Linked DNA regions of Homo sapiens: region 2 is linked to region 1. Evidence: chromatin loops called from intact Hi-C (ENCODE). Cell type or tissue: sigmoid colon. All regions are shown on one strand. Links, peaks and the distances in the headings refer to the core of each region. The heading gives the core; the rest is flanking DNA. Region 1 has its middle 190 kb from the start of UBE2E1. Region 2 has its middle 140 kb from the start of UBE2E1.

Evidence for each region. Peaks named below come from ENCODE experiments on the same cell type or tissue, not always from the same donor. Only the 100,000 strongest peaks of a DNase experiment are listed, where the experiment ranks them.
Region 2: it touches region 1 in a loop (2.2-fold over the local background); 2 of 110 quality-filtered maps call a loop at or near these places.

What each region holds. Positions count from the first base shown.
Region 1 is chr3:23,610,379-23,613,293 of GRCh38, forward strand. No RefSeq gene overlaps it. Among named protein-coding and RNA genes, the nearest start is that of UBE2E1, 190 kb to the right of the region's middle. In sigmoid colon, for the core only: no CTCF peak of the experiment used is centred there; DNase peaks (open chromatin) are centred at 1,573 and 1,900; H3K4me3 peaks cover 743 bases.
Region 2 is chr3:23,661,814-23,664,728 of GRCh38, forward strand. No RefSeq gene overlaps it. Among named protein-coding and RNA genes, the nearest start is that of UBE2E1, 140 kb to the right of the region's middle. In sigmoid colon, for the core only: no CTCF peak of the experiment used is centred there; a DNase peak (open chromatin) is centred at 1,588.

The DNA.
Region 1 (2,915 bases), core at 246-2,745:
CTACAAAGGATTCTTTGCATGGAGAGACTTGGGGGACAGGGCTGGAATGGGGGAAGAGGAAAGGACAGGCCATTGATTTTGCTCCTTGACTAAGCAACAGAGCCAAGGGGATTGTGGCTGACCGCAGGGCTGCACTCGGCCTCGAAGCCAGAGTGTGCTGCTAAAATGCCCGAGTGGAAATCTTCTATCTGGATTACATTTAAAATAAACTCTGATAGGTTGTCTTGTTTTCGTTTCTATTCTTTATATATTTAGGATTTATTTAGTACCTGTTTCTAAAAACAATTTATGGACTCTGCTAATACTAATGTGCAGGTTTTCTTGGGAAATGTTTAGGTTCTGAAACCTCAATAAATGTTCCAGCCCTGGAAAAATATGCTAATTTGTGGTTCACATTACTATGATATGTTCAAAAATAGCTTAATCGGCTGGGCGCAGTGGCTCACGCCTGTAATCCCAGCACTTTGGGAGGTTGAGGCAAGTGGATCACGAGGTCAGGAGATAGAGACCATCCTGGCTACCACGGTGAAACTCCATCTCTACTAAAAATACAAAAAAAGTAGCCGGGCTTGGTGGCACACGCCTGTAATCCCAGCTACTTGGGAGGCTGAGGCAGGAGAATCACTTGAACCCAGGAAGCGGAGGTTGCAGTGAGCCGAGATTGCGCCACTGCACTCCGGCCTGGGAGACAGAGCAAGACTTCATCTCAAAAAAAAAAAAAAAACTTAATCAACGAATGTTTTAAATATCAGGATAATAGAGAAAAAGAAGTTAAGGGAGAAATTGTGTTTCCACCTACATTTTACATGGCCTAAAAATCTATGGCTCAAGAACTCAAGTTGTCACAAAGAAAATAAGCTTGGGCAATACCTCCCCTACACAGACATCAAAAGGGCCTACTAAGCACAAAAGAGGTAAGTCTAGGAGAAAAAAAATTAGAGGGTTCTACTTCATAGAATGATTTTGAGTGTCTACTATATGAAAGGCAAATTTTGCTTTACTCTGATATTCACCAATTTTATAATTTTCCTTCTAATATTTGAGAGTGTGACGTTTCCCTTAGCCTTTAACTTAAAGAGGTGGGCACATTGCTTGGCCATCTCTCTGTGGATAGGACCTTCCTAAAAATGACAGCCCCTCGGTGACCTCCCAGCCTCCAGGGCCTGGGCGGGTAACAGCCTTTTAAAAGTTCCGTCCTCTGGGGATTTGAAAATACAGCCCAGGCCATATATAGAAGAGCAGAGTCCTCAATGGGCTTTGGATTCAGACAGAATTTCATGGCTGACTTGGGTTTAGGGAGGTCATTAAACCTCTAGGAGTTTGTAAGGATTAAATGAGAAAATTTAGGTTAAATATGTAGCCCAGCATCGGGCACATGGTGAGTGCTGAGTAAACGGGATCTGCTGTGTTATTATTATTCATTGTTGTTATTGCTGGCATTATTATTTTATGGGCATAACGAATGAGCTGGCAACATCAGTACAAACTCAAGCCAGAATCTGACACGGCCAAAATAAAACCAGAGCCGGCAACCCAGCAAAGGAGCTGGTGCTCAACAGGCCTTTAGAGTCCTCTCTCCAGCTGTGGCTGGCCGGCTGCCCGCTCTCCCTGCTCCTCTCAGCTCCAGAGAAAAATGGCTTTTAGATAAAGCTCCTTTGAAGCTGGGAACTCGCTGTAGTGCCTAAGCCTAGGGACAGCCCCCAAAGGTGTTTTTTTTCCACTTCTGTTGACGGACAGTCTGCAATATACGTATCAGCCACATTAATCATTTTTCTTTTGGGGGCCTGCTCAAGAAGGGCCTGGTTAGTCTGTGAAGGAATTCCAGAGCGAGTAGGTGGCCTTGCATCTGAGAAAGAGGAAGCTTGTTTCAGGGCCAGACAAGCGAGTGTGAAACTTCCTGCCGAGGCAAAAGGGGGCGGGAGGGGTGCAGACTTCTGGTGGGGGGTCTACGTGGAGCAGGTGAAAGGACCCTAGCGAAAGGTCTCACCCCTCCTCTGGTCAGGGTAGACTTCCATGTCCTGCAGAGAACGAGCATCTCTGGGGCTTCCGATAACTCAGCCCCAGAGGACTCCATTGGCAGGGCCACTTCAAGCTGGTTATTGCTCAGAAAAAATTCCCGGGCCCTGAACCCTGAACGGGCTGCCTTTCCTCAGAGCCAGAGGGAACGGCAGAGAGGACATGCCTTCCTGTTCTTGATTGTTTTAAAGGAGCCATGTGTCCAATAATTAGGTTCTGTGAAAAAGGAGAGAGAGGGGGAGAAGAAAAGAAGACTAGAACGCAATGTGCTCCCCTTAGCTTGCGTAAAATTGTATAAATAAGACTTCTCAAGCGCAGTTTAGAATAAAAAAAAGAAAAAGGAGTTGTTTGCTCCAGAGTGTGGTGTGGTGAGGCGGGGTAGGAACACGTGGATGTGACTATCAACTTTCCTCGTCAAACAATCTTTCTCCCATGATTTGACAGCGAATCACCTCCTTACTGGGAAGTGAGTTTCATTTCAAGCTCGCATAAATAAAAAAAAAAAATGGGCTATAACCCTTTTATGGAGTGAGTGAAAAATGTTTTGTGTAGGTAATTAGAGCATAAACTAGAATTCACCAGGTGCTTTTATATCATTTCCATAAAGTTTTATTGAATTAAGTTAACAAGGTTTTGGATTTATATGCCACATTTCTTCAGAGGGAACAAAACACGTTCATATATATTTCCTTGATTTTTAAAAATCCCAGTGAAGTAAGACCCAGAAGGCACTATCATTCCCATAAAATAAAGTCTATGTGTAGAATATTTCCGTTTCTCTTTAGTATACTAAGATATGTTTGAACACCGTAAGAAATGCTTTTACTCACAAAAGAATGCCCTTATAATTGGTAGGAACACTTTAATTTTATTATGTGATACTGCTTTATAACCTCTCT
Region 2 (2,915 bases), core at 253-2,752, 51 kb after region 1:
ACTCCTAGGGAAGTAAATGTTGAATGAAACCAAGCTCTACAGAGGCTTGACTGGCAGAGTGTAGGCTGGATTTCAACCTGCCGACTGAAATCCGTGCATGGAGGCTTGACCCTAGGTTGGTCTGACTCCAAAAGCTTGTTCCATTTCTGGTACATCCCATTGTTTTAGACTAGTCCTCACAAACTTTTATGGTTCCACACCATTCAGTTGAGACAAAAGACTGTAATGGTCCACCCATTTCAACCTTCCATGGAAGAGCAACTAGATAGTAACAAGAAGAGGTTGTTTACATGTAGATGTTTTATTTAGCTGTAGCTGTGGTTAACCACGATGCATACTAGGTCATGAAATCTGTTTATTAGGAAAAAAAGTAAGTCAAAGTCGTGATGCCAAGTGTTTTCACAGCCGGACCTCTTAGGAGAGGACAAAATAGAGTTCTGTGCATCCTCAAGTATGGTGCTAATTTTGTTTATAAATTCCTAGTAAGAAGACCTGAGTGGTACATAAAAATGGAAGTCGGTGAAGGAGTTGCATTTTTTAATTAGCTCACAGCCACCAGAGACCTCACTTTGAAAACCACTTCCTTAAACAAAAACAAAAGTCAGACCACACTGACTTTCTTTGAATTCCCAGTAGAAATCCTAGTATGGGAATATTCGGGAGCGTTTATTACCGAGTACATAGATGAGCTGTTCCCCATTCTTTCCAGATGTAGACACTTTTCTGAGCTGTGTCCACATGACAATGGCTTGTCGAGGCACACAAACCACAGGCACAGATCTGAAATGATGGCAGCCCACTCGCTTATAGAGAAAGAGACAACCCGAATGTAGAACCGGAAGGAGCCATGAGAACTGGAATCGGATTATCCCATAAGAAATGATAAAACGGTTGTTATAGCCGTGCCAGAAATATGACCAACTAGAAAGAGTGGGGACAAATGACTTGATGGAAGTTTTAGGGGAAAAAAAAATAGATTCCACGTGTCTTAAATCCAGATATTGTTCTCAAAAGACCATGTTTAATAGCTGAGTGAAGCAAAGAACAAAATAATGCCCTTCAGGGAGAAATAGAGAACCTGAAACCAATAACAGCCTCCTCTACATTTATGGCTTTTCCTGACTGAGCAGCTATTGGCTCAAACTTAATGGAGTTAAGGCATTTATTACCACATTTTCTTTTTACCTGGATTCTTGTTGGCCTCCTTAGCTAATTTTTTTTAGTTCAGTACCTGTCCTTCAGGCTATCTTTCCATAAAAAAGGCAGCAAAATGATGAACTTTTCTGCATTGTTCTGGGCAAAGAAATGACCACTTCATTTGCTTTTCGGAGAGGGGATCCTGTTTTTCTTTTTGTACAGTCCTCACTCTGACCAAGAGCGTGCAGCACCTGGATCTGGTGATTCAGATGTTCTGTGACCCCAGCTTCAGTCCTCAAGGATTCCTTTCTATTTGGACTGAGGGCCGTGGGTGTCTTTTCAGTGATGAGACTGAAAAGCAAAAACTCATTCTCAGTTTGCTGCTCTTGGTGTTCCTCTGGTTGCATTTTCCAACTCCGTCTGTGACCCAGCTGTGTTCTCAACAATACCTCAACTTGATGGGGCTTGGCACTTGTTTCTTTTCGTCAATGGTGTGTTATGAATAAAGCTTGTAAAAGCTGCTTCCTTGGAAACTGTTAACATGGTCTCATCCCACAGGCCAAGTTTTGCAGCCCTTTGCTATCCTTATCTATAGTAGACCAACTCAAAGTTCCTAACTGCCTTTTATAAAAGAGCTTGGAACTCCATGGTTCCTGGCAATGAGTGCAAAAATTTGACATTTCTATTAGCAAGAAAATATGAGAAAATATTTCTTGTTTTACCTTGCCCCTTCCCCTGAATTCCTGTCTTACCAAAGGAAAAAAAAAAAAAAAGAGTTAAAATCTAATGCATCTCAACTAATGTGGGCAACTAGCAGTTTTGCTTTTTTAGCCAAAGAACTCTACCCCCACTGCTGCCCATTAAGTAGTAAACAGGCCAAATAAGGAAATGATTAATCTTGCCAAGTTCACTCACCATAATTTGGTTGGCAAGCTTTAGCGAACATGGTATAATAGAATTTCAACACTGGAAGAGATTTGAAAAGTCATATAGTCCAACCATCCAACGGATGCTTAAATGTCGTCCTCTGTGCAGCAGTGGCTCTGAATCCTGGCTGCACATCACAACATCACAATAACTGCAAACACTTGTTCAAAATAAAAGTCATTGGGCCTCACTTCCGTGAGATTCTGATATAGTAGGCCTGGGATGGACCTGCTTATTTTGAATAACACCCAGGCGAATTGATGTAGCCACTCCACAGAACAGTGCTGCAGCCTTTGGGGAACAGGCCAAGTATCAAAAGCCTTTGCTTGGTCTTCTGCAGCACCTGGTCCTCACTATCTTCCAAAGTATCCGAATTTGGGCAGCTCTGACTGTTGACAAAATGTGTCCTCAGTCTCCGTGGAAATATTTCTCCTTACAACTTCTACCTATTGACTCTACTGCTACCCCTTGGAATGACACAGAGCCAGTCTAACCACCGGTGAGCCTTCAGGTATTGGAAGATGGCACTCATGGATCTCTTCTGAGATCTCCTCTCCAAACCCAACATCTTCCTACTCTGTAAGAGCTCCCTTATGGCTGGTTCTGACCTTTTTCCCCAGTGGATTTCCTCTCCTGAGGATGGATCTGACTTCGGGATTTTAAATTCAGTAAATCTAAATTCTAATGCAAGCTCTTCCTCTTACTAGCTGTATGGTTTGGGGCATGATAGTCAGCTTTTATGACCCTCCACTTAGTCATCTGTAAAGTGGAGATGATGCTACTGATTGCAGGGTTGATTGTGGGGCCAGCACAGAGCCTGTCACACAGCAGTTCCCCAGGTCAGTCTCCTT